Linked DNA regions of Homo sapiens: region 1 is linked to region 2. A link is an interaction called in ENCODE POLR2A ChIA-PET data of the cell type or tissue named here. Cell type or tissue: CD4-positive, alpha-beta T cell. All regions are shown on one strand. Links, peaks and the distances in the headings refer to the core of each region. The heading gives the core; the rest is flanking DNA.

What was found. Peaks named below come from ENCODE experiments on the same cell type or tissue, not always from the same donor. Only the 100,000 strongest peaks of a DNase experiment are listed, where the experiment ranks them.
Region 1: POLR2A ChIA-PET joins it to region 2 with 11 read pairs; 16 of 35 experiments call an interaction of 5 or more read pairs at or near these places.

Annotation. Positions count from the first base shown.
Region 1 is chr22:20,320,500-20,325,727 of GRCh38, reverse strand. No RefSeq gene overlaps it. Among named protein-coding and RNA genes, the nearest start is that of DGCR6L, 3.1 kb to the right of the region's middle. RefSeq lists an enhancer at 4,595-5,228. In CD4-positive, alpha-beta T cell, for the core only: no CTCF peak of the experiment used is centred there; DNase peaks (open chromatin) are centred at 1,407 and 2,757; H3K4me3 peaks cover 659 bases; H3K27ac peaks cover 283 bases.
Region 2 is chr22:20,391,461-20,396,947 of GRCh38, reverse strand. It overlaps ZNF74 (zinc finger protein 74), which reads right to left and starts at 2,797. Exons shown (of 5, transcript NM_003426.4): 1 at 2,286-2,797; 2 at 1,530-1,615. The coding sequence starts at 2,319. RefSeq lists enhancers at 2,617-2,756, 3,227-3,296, 2,698-3,687. In CD4-positive, alpha-beta T cell, for the core only: no CTCF peak of the experiment used is centred there; a DNase peak (open chromatin) is centred at 2,887; H3K4me3 peaks cover 1,572 bases; H3K27ac peaks cover 955 bases.

The DNA of each region.
Region 1 (5,228 bases), core at 229-5,228, 71 kb after region 2:
CCAGGCAGCAGCCATGTGATATGGCTCCAGGCCCACTTGACTGTGATCCAGTCAAGGGATCCAGCAGGAAAAGGTTTGTACCTGCTGAAACCAATCTATAAAGACAGAAAGAGATTGGGCATGGTGGCTCACACCTGTAATCCCAGCACTTTGGGAGGCCAAGGCGGGCAGACCACTTGAGGCCAGGAGTTTGAGACCAGCCTGGACAACACGGTGAAACTCTGTCTCTACAAAAAATACAAAAAAATTAGCCAGGCGTGGTGGCACATGCCTGTGATCCCAGCTGCTTGGGAGGCTGAGGCAGGAGAATCATTTGAACCTGGGAGGTGGAGGTTACAGTGAGCTGAGATCACGCCACTGCACTCCAGCTGAGTGACAGAGCAAGACTCTGTCTCAAAAAAAAAAAAAAAAAAAAAAGAAGAGGTATTTGCTTCTTCATAGACATTAATGAAAGTCTGTAGATCATGAAGAATCAGCAAATATGACACTACCAAAATAAACTCATAAATCTCCTGTAATCAACCCCCCAAAAATAGAGATCTACAAATTGTCTGACAATTCAAAATAATTGATTTAAGACAGCTCAGTGAAATTTACTAGAATGTATATATCAACTCAATAATATCAAGAAAATAGTAGATGAACAAAACTAAAAGTTCAATAAAGATACAGAAATAATAAGAACCAAACAGAAATTCTAGAACTGAAGAATACAATGAATAAAATGAAAATGCAAGCTGGGTGCCGTGGCGGACTCCTGTAATCCCAGCACTTTGGGAGGCCGAGGCAGGCGGATCACTTGAGGTCAAGAGTTCAAGACCAGCCTGGCCAACATGCCAAAACCCCATCTGTATTAAAAATACAAAAATTAGCCAGGCATGGTGGCATATGCCTGTAATCCTAGCTACTAGGGAGGCTGAGGCAGGAGAATCGCTTGAACCGGGAGGTGGAAGTTGGAGTGAGCCAAGATGGCACCACTGCATTCAAGCCTGGGTGACACAGACTCTGTCTCAAAAATATATAAAAATAAATAAATGAATGAAATGAAAATGCAATAGAGAATTTCAATTGCAGACTTGATCAAACAGAAGAAACAGAAGAAAGAATCTGTGAAATTAAAGCCAGGACATTTGAACCCGGAAGGCAGAGGTTGCAGCGAGCCGAGATTGCACCACTGCACTCCAGCCTGGGCAACAGAGCGAGCCTCCATCTCAAAAAAAAAAAAAAAAAAAAAAAAGACAGAGGTTGCTCTCTGAATGCCTGAGGGATTCAGGGCTGAGTCCACCAACATTGTTTCATGAAACTCTACTCAGCCAGCCAGTGGAGGCATCATGTATACAGTCAGCACTCCACATATCCTCACTTCCTGAGCATCTACAGTGCAAACCGACACACTCATCACACTCAAACAGCACATGCCGCACGTCAACCCGAGCCTCCCTCACAGGTTGCTTTCATCTCTTTTTCTCTCTTCACTGCAAGTTTTTTGCCCAAATGCAATTAGACACTTTTTTTTACAGAGACAGAAACCAAAGAGTTTTAACTAGGCACCACTACAGCAGTGGCTGTTGACCATCGTCTCCTGGCTGGAACCAGGGAATCCTGTGGGTGAGGGAGGAGCAATGCAGCAGCCCCAGCTGACTCACTCTGGGGTGGATGGATGGATTTACTCACTTACTTACTTATTTATTATTTGATTCTTGTTCTGTTGCCCAGGCTGCAGTACAGTGGTGTGATCTCAGCTCACTGCAGCCTGGACCTCCTGGGCTCAAGTGATCCCACCTCAGTCTCCCAAGTGGCAAGTAGCTGGGACTTCAGGCACATGCCACTATGCCAGCGAATTTTTTAAACTTTTTGTAGAGACAGGCTCTCACCCTGTTGCCCAGGCTGGTCTTGAACTCCTGGCCTCAAGCCATCTGCCCATCTTGGCCTCCCAAAGTGCTGGGATTACAGGTGTGAGTCACCACACTCAGCCCACTCAGTTTTGAGTGGCCATTTGCTTTGACTCAGCAAACACTTCTGATGGTAACAAAGCACCAACTGGGTGGCTGGTTTCAATCCTACTCTTGCCACCCAACACCGCAACATTTTATCAACCTGGAGCAAATGCTCTCGGGTCCTGAGGAGCTGGCCACACAGCCCATTTTGCTGGTGGGACAGTGGGAAGCCCCGCCCTCCTCCCATCCCACACCACTTAGGCAAGAGCTGTGCCTAGGAAATGTCACCCGTAACTGGTCCGCACAGACCCTGTCTTCTAAAAGGGTGCTGTGCCTCCACCAGACCCCATGAGCAATACATTTGTCAAGCACACGCAAGACATGCCAAGGCCAAGGCCTGACTGATTTGACAGTAAAGACACAATGAGCCCCTCTCATTCAGACCTTATTACTCACAGAGTGAAAATAAGAGAAGCCTGAGGTGGCAGCTCCCTGCTGTCCTGGTGCCACACACTAAAAAGGACAACACTGAAACAAAAGGGGTCAGAGAGCATGCGTTGCGGGACACCCACTGTGGAGGAGCCCCTTGACACTGCAGCTGGGTGGCGTCCTCATCTGCAGCTCTGTTTTGAGGGCCGGGGGCAGGGAGCCTCACCCTCACCAGGGCCAGTGAGGCAGGAAGTGAGGAACAGTCTCGGGAGACAGACGGAGTGAGCGGTGGCCTGGGTGCAGCCTGATGTTCTGGGAGGAGCAGGCTTAGGTCAGGTGCTGTGTGCACCTCTGCATGGCCTATGGGGATCCTGCAATGGCTCAGGGCCCCACAGCAGAGCTGTTTCTCCGCCCACACAACAGACATACAACCTGACACATGAAAACTCACAGAGAAACACAGAAAGGCACATGTGACAAAGAGCCACACAAAAGGCATGCAGCAAAGCCTTTTGACACACGTGCGCGCACACACACACACACACACACACACACACACACAGGCACCCACTCCTTCAAACCTTGGTGTTTGCCCAGACACAGCTGTGTCAGAGACAGGGGACCTGCAGCTCCCCAACACACACCAGTCACCCCACACTAACCCAAGGTGTCACCAGCCAGCCTGGTGGACTCGGGAGGCCAAGTGGAGGTGGACAGTGGCCGCAGAGCAAAGGCCTTCGGTGGATACCACCCGACGGGAAGAGCCATGGGGCCCATCGTGTCCACACACACAGGGGAAACGCACGTCTGCGAACCAGCTCCCCCATTCCTACACATATATCACCCATCCCTGGGGCTCTGGAGGATGAGACCCCTCCTTCCAGACCAGGCCCTCCCTGAAGACCCAGAGGTGGCCCAGGAGTCCCCATGCCTGAGTGACATACTGCTCATGTCCATGAAAAAGAAAAGGAACTTTGTGTGTGTGTGTGTGTGTGTGTGTGTGTGCGCGCGCGCACAATGGAAGTTTATATATATATGTATAAAGTATATATATATATTCATATATATATTCTTTTAAGTTCTGGGGTACATGTGCAGAACGTGCAGGTTTGTTACATAGGTATACACGTGCCATGGTGGTTTGCTGTGCCCATGAACCTATCATCTACATTACGTATTTCTCCTAATGCGAAAGGAACTTTTTTATCTGAGGAATGTGAGCTCCCTTTAATTATCTGGCCCAGAGAGGCACTGGAATGAAACAGCAGTCACATCCCACTCCTACTTGAGCTAACGACCTCTTGAAGCCAATTGCTCTGTGGGTTCCAGACTGACACCAAGTAGGCATAAAAAGCCATACGCTGGACACCATAACTCTTACCCAGTAGTCCAACACCTTATAGCCAGTCACTAAGGGTTCTCTCTGGAAAGCAGTCAGAATTCCTGCTGACTTCATATCAGCCCACTCCTTGTCCCCTTCAGTCTTTAAAAACTTGCTTGTAATAAGGCTGAATGAAGCACTCCCAGGGCAACTTGGTGTGTCCTGGGCAGCTCTCTCAGCCTTGGCCCAGACAAACTCTCTATATGAACTGTGGTTCAGTTTGTTTCTTTAGGTTGACATCCACATTAGGGGAGCAGTGTTGCTGGGCTGGGGAAGCTGGTTCAGGTCAGACGTTGCACCAAGGGTTGGAGAAGGGGCCTTCCTGCATCAGCACCCGGACAAGGCAGAGGAGCAGGTGTCCAAACCCAGGCCTGGCCTGCTCCTGCTGTGGCTCACAGCCCCCACCCCACCTGGCAGACCCCGGAGCTGGCGACAGTGTTGCCCAGCTGGCCACAGACATATCATCACGTGGGGCTGCCCTATATCCTCCCAGTCTCCACACAGACACTCTTCATGGACTGGGGGACTGAGGGCAGGGACACTGGTGAAACAGGCAGGCGTCTTCACCCAGCTAATCATCCCACTCACCACCTCCGGGGGAGGTGACAGTGACCAAGCCCAGCCCCAGCTGGCTCCTGGTCACTCACTACAGACTCAGCTCCCACAATCTCGAGTCCCACCTCCAGCTCCTGCCATTCTGAGGGACCTGGAGGCCAGGGTGCCCGGCGCATGACCAGCTCTGGGTTGTGGACCGCCCTCCACGGCAGTGGCCTGAGCGCTTGTCATTATTCACTTTATTCATGCCTGGTTTCTGTCTGGAAGGGACCACAAGGACATGGCGTGCAGGGGAGCCAATCCTGCCAGGGACTGAGGAAACAGATCCTGGAGAAAACCAGACACTTTGCTGGCACTTCAGGGGGACCCCAGTTGGTTGGCTCAACGCCCCCTCTTCCCCATAGCCAATTACTAACCAATGTTCTCTCTGGAAACCAGTCATAATTCCTAACCTGGTCAAAGCAGGGTCATCTCACACAGCCCAGCCACCCAGCAGGCAGCTAAAGAGTGCCTGATGAAATGCAAGTCTGATCGTGTCTGCGTCCCCAAGCCCTTCCGTGCCCCCTGCTGCTCTATGGACAAGCCCCCAGCAGCCTCTGTAATGCACAGCACCCGCCCTTGTCTCCTGTGCTGGCTTCCGCAGCCTGGCCACACTGGTCCTCTCGCCCACCCACCTGACCTGACTCTGGCAGGGCCTTTGCAGGAGCCATTCCTCCACCCGAGCCCCTCCTATTAAAGCCTGTTCCTAGACGGTTCAGCCCCAGCCACCAGAAGCCCCCCAGCCCCGGCCCAGCAGCTGGCCTGTGGAGCGGGGAGAGCGCAGTCTGGGCTCACGGGCTGGGGGCCACGGAGGCCCAGATGGGGACTCTGGCTCCGACTGTCCTGACCCAGAGGCTCTAGGGCGGTCCTGTCTGTCTCACCCCGGG
Region 2 (5,487 bases), core at 253-5,252:
ACAGGCCTTTTTGATGGGTATTTCTGGCCACTGGGAGAAGTCCATGTCTAATGTGTCATCATTCTGCAGGGAAAGGAATAAAAAACCCAGACAGTATGCATTGGAATCAGATGCTGATGTGGTAATGACACTAGCAGAGAAGTCAGAACAGACCACACAAGATGTCCCAGGAGACAGAACAACTTGAACTGTGAGTGAGAATGAGACTGTCAAGAGAAAATGCCAAAGCTGATGTGTACTCAGGAGAGTCAACTGGTTATTCAAAGATCTAACAAGCTAATATTTTAGGAATAGGAATAACACATGCATGAGGGCCCTACCACCTAGACGGAGCTGCACAGACACATACAGACATACATACATGCACACACATTTTTTTTTGCTGAACCATTTGAAGGTAAGTTGCAGACATCATGATGTCTCACTCTACAGTCTTCAGCTTGTATCTCCTGTGGATATTCTCTTACATAATCACAGTACTATTATCACATGCAATAAATTTCATATTGATACAATATGACCTAAGATACAGCCCATTTTCAAATTTCCTCTTGTCCCAAACTGCCCTTTATCAATTTTTTTGGATCTATCCCCTAAGCAAGGAACATGCATTGCATTTGACTGTCAAGTTTCTTGAGGACTATAAAGCATTGTGACACACTACAGAAGTGAGGCACAGCTCACAATACACGTTTTGCAGCTGTTTCTAGCTGGCTATAATCTGCCATCACCTCTTTTGAGTGGCAGACTGACAAAATCACAAAATGCTAAAAAAAAAACAAAAACCCAAAGACCCCTTATTCCTCCACATCTTTCACTCTACTGTGCTCTCTTTGTCAACTGCACCCTTCTAAATACAACCATGGGGTGAGGTGGTTGCGGTAGAAAAACAAAATGAGGAACAGAGTTCACAGTCTGTAAAAGGAGGGATCTGGGTCCCATTTGGCTGCAGAAGTTCCCAGGGCCAATTCCTTGCTGAGCCCCCAGATTCTCTAAATCTCCAGGACTCTCCATGAAGGCCCCATGCCAGGGGCTGGGTACAGAGGAAAGCACACAGGGATGTGTCCCCTACCGCCACTCTTAACCAAGTGCTGCAATCCAGCCCTTCCTGAGCTGCTCCACGTGCCCCTGTCTGATTCCAGTCCCAGTAAACCAACCGTGCAAACATCCTGCACCAACCCCTGGCCAGCACGTGGATAGGCAAAGCGACCCCATGTGAGCCGTCAACTACTTTCTCAGATTCCACTAAAACCACTCCTCAGAGCTCCCAGCACAGCGCTGGGCAGAGAGATCCCCAGCAACTGACCCACTGAATTGGACTGGGCGAGACATTCAATAGAGCACATCTCGAGGGCACACCTCGGGCAACATCTGGACTCTTCACTTGGAGCTGTTCCCACTGCCCAGAGCTTCCTGAGGACTGGCCAGCAGGTACCCGGGTGAAGGTCTGTGGAAGGCTGACGATCCAGGGCTGGGGAGGGAATGTGCCAACCCTCTTCATAAAGAAGGAAGAACACACAGCCACTCACCTTGGACCTGGCTTCGGGAAGACCCCAACCCGATATATCCTCGAGATTCTCTTTCAGGGAAAGAGCAGGATCCTGAGAGGAAAGAGCTGGCGAAGGAGAAATGAGTCAAGGTCACGGCTACCAGGCTCACGGCTGAGCTTAAAGCCCACCTGTCGTGGCACAAGTGAGAATCAGAGAGGAGGCAGAACCTGCCAGCAAGGCCAGGTGGGGAACGAGCCCCAGTAGCTAGCACCAACAGAAACAGCATCGAGGAATAATCTGCCTGTGTCTCAGACACTCCAATTCATGACGAAAAGAGCTGCTACCCCCAATCAAGCACGTCTGAGTGGGAACAAATGATTGGGCGCGGGGAAGAAAGAAGCAGGAGGCCAGGAGCGATGGCTCACGCCTGTAATCCCAGCACTTTGGGAGGCCGAGGCGGGCGGATCGCTTGAGCTTAAGACCAGCCTGGGAAACATGGCAAAACCCCGTCTCTACTAAAAATACAAACATTAGCCGGGCGTGGTGGCGCGCGCCTGCAATCCCAACTACTTGGGAGGTTGAGGCGGGAGAATAGTTTGAACCCGGGAAGCAGAGGTTGCAGTGAGCGGAGATCAAGCCATTGCACCACTCCCGCCTGGGTGACAGAGTGAGATTCCATTTAAAAAAAAAAAAAAAGATGCTGGATGCTTCTGGGAAACTGGCCTGATCTCTCTGAGTGTCAATATCCTCAAGTGCAAATCCACAGACATACTGACTACAAGAGTGAAGCTGTACCTGTCTTCTCGGGCTCCGGGGCAGGGATCTCCATGGCCTCCACGGCAGCCTCCCCAGGAGGAGTGGGCAGCTGTGTAGCCTCCAGGATCCAGGGCAGGCCCTGAAGAGCGAGTACTGCTCCTGGGGCTGAGGGGCCTGCAGCGGAGCCCCGCGGGGCGGCCACGCGCTCACAGCTGCACGATCACACGCACGGAGCCCCCTCCCCGCGCCCGGCTGAGGTGGGGTTCAGGCCGGCTCCGCAGATACCCACTCCCCACACCAGGCTCAGCCCCATGCTCGGCGCACTCACGCCCCGGCACACCCCCGCCACACGCTCCTCCCGGCGAACCCGCGCTCGGAGACCAGGGCCAGGCCTAAGGTTCCGCGGCCAGGAGCCATCGGACGCGGAGCGACCAGCGGACAGGTCCCGAAGCGGACAGAGACCGCCGACGGTCTGAGGGACCGGCAAGTGGACAGACCGGACTCCCACAAAAGGACTGCGACTGCCACAAAGAGCAGCAGGCGGCCGCTGCGGGAAAGCGCGCCTGCGCGAAATAGGCGCAAACTACACCTCCCGGGAGCGTTTGCGCCGCGCAGGCGTCAGACTCCATTTCCTAGAGCGAGTTCGGGCCGGTGCTTGCGTCCCGACGCGAACGAGTATCTAGCACATCCTTCTAGGAAATGTAGTTCCTGGGCCCACAGCCGGGAGCTCCGGCACCCACCATGCTCTTGCGGGCGGATGTCGCTGTGTATCTCCGTGTGCGGATCAGTGTAGTGCCGCTGCATGGGTGTCTAATTGCGAGGATACTGGGAGGGCGGTGTCCAGGAACTAGAATTTGTCCTGTTAGTTCGTCCACGTCCCCACGTAGCTGGGAGTCGGGTGGGTTCCTGCCCACATCTGTCTGCAGGAAAGACTCAAGCCCCTGGTCTTACGGATATTGGGAGTGGTGGGTCTGGCCTCGAGGGGTTTTCCAGGGGCCCTGCCCCCACTCCCCCTTCTCGAGCCACATATCTGAGGCCCATGGGCGCGGGTCCCCAGAGGTGGGAGAGCCTTGGCCTAGTCCCCCCAGAGGGTCCTGTCCACAGTTCACCCCTGGGGCGGGAAAGGAAGGTCTGGGTGGCGGCCCAGTCCTGGCGGCACAGAGCTCTGCCATGAACACAGTGATGACGCCAGCGACAGAAACATTGAATATGTACTGAGCACCAACCAAACGCCAGGCCTACTTCAAGAGCTTGGAGTACATTTTTCTGGCAGAATGCTCACAGCAGTCCAGGGAGGTTTGCTAACTACTGTCATCCCATTTGGGAGATGAGGAAGTTGTGGTACAGGTGCGTGGGGTAACGTGTCGCAAATCACACAGCCAGAAGTAGGAATCCAGCACCGAAGTGCATTGCCACATTCCTACTGAGAGGTGGTCCGGGGTGGTGCACACTCCAAACCCTTCAGCCTCCCACCTTAACCGCAGCTTAGGCTTGGCCACAGGCTCTCACGTGACACCTGTCCACTGCCCACATCAGCACAGCTGTGCCCAGACCTCCCCTGCCCAGGGCAGCGCCCGTGTTTGATTTTGTTTTGAGACTGGGTCTCACTCTGTCGCCCAGGCTGGAGTGCAGTTGCACAATCACGGCTCACCGTAGCCTCAGTCTCTCGGGCTCAAACTATTCTCCCACCTCAGCCTCCGGAGTAGCTGGGACTTACAGACATGCACCACCACGCCCGGTTAATTTTTATATTCAGCGCCCATTTTTAATAGCAACCCAGTGAGAGGGGACAGCGTGCTGGCAGTCCTCACAGCCCTTGCTCGCTCTCGGCGCCTAGTCGGCCTTGGCGCCCACTCTGGCCGCGCTTGAGGAGCCCTTCAGCCCACCGCTGCACTGTGGGAGCCCCTTCCTGGGCTGGCTGCGGCCGGAGCCGGCTCCCTCAGCTTGCCGAGAGGTGTGGAGGGAGAGGCGCGGGCGGGAACCGGGACTGCGCGCAGCGCTTGCGGGCCAGCACGAGTTCCGGGTGGGCGTGGGCTCAGCGGGCCCCGCACTCGGAGCTGCCAGCCGGACCCGGGCAGTGAGGGGCTTAGCACCTGGGCCAGCAGCTGCTGTGCTCGACTTCTCGCCGGGCCTTCGTTGCCTCCCCGCGGGGCAGGGCTCGGGACCTGCAGCCCGCCATGCCTGAGCCTACCCACCGCCGTGGGCTCCTGCGCGGCCCAAGCCTCCCCGACAAGCGCCGCCCCCTGCTCCACGGCGCCCAGTCCCATCGACCACCCAAGGGCTGAGGAGTGCGGGCGCACGGCGCGGGACTGGAAGGCAGCTCCACCTGCGGCCCCGGTGCGGGATCCACTGGGTGAAGCCAGCTGGGCTTCTGAGTCTGGTGGGGACTTGGAGAACCTTTATGTCTAGCTAAGGGATTGTAAATACACCAGTGGGCACTCTGTGTCTAGCTTAAGGTTTGTAAACACACCAATCAGCACCCTGTGTCTAGCTCAGGGTTTGTGAATGCATCAATCGACACTGTATCTAGCTACTCTGCTGGGGACTTGGAGAACCTTTATGTCTAGCTAAGGGGTTGAAAATACACCAATCGGCACTCTGTATCTAGCTCAAGGTTTGTAAACACACCAATCAGCACTCTGTGTCTAGCTCAGGGTTTGTGAATGCATCAATCAACACTGTATCTAGCTACTCTGGTGGGGACTTGGAGAACCTTTATGTCTAGCTAAGGGATTGTAAATACACCAATTGGCACTCTGTATCTAGCCCAAGGTTTGTAAATGCACCAATCAGCACTCTGTGTCTAGCTCAGGGTTTGTGAATGCACCAGTGGACACTCTGTATCTAGCTAATCTAGTGGGGACGTGGAGAACTTTTGTGTCTAGCTCTTTGGGTCCACGCTGCCTTTATGAGCTGTTAACACTGCGAAGGTCTGTAGCTTCACTTCTGAAGCTAGCGAGACCACGAACGCACCAGAAGGAAGAAACTCCGCGCACGCTGCGTTTAAGAACTGTGACACTCACCACGAGGGTCTGTGGCTTCATTCTTGAAGTCAGTGAAACCAAGAACCCACCAATTCTGGACACACCAGGACAAGAGCCTTGGTGGGGTATAGAACTGTTGATTACACAGTGCATGAGTCTATGTGTAAGTTTGTGTATGTGTTTGTTTCTCTGTGTATCTTACAGGTGTAGGTGTGGGTCCGCTTTTGCCTCACATTTCTTATGTGTTTCTGTCCTGG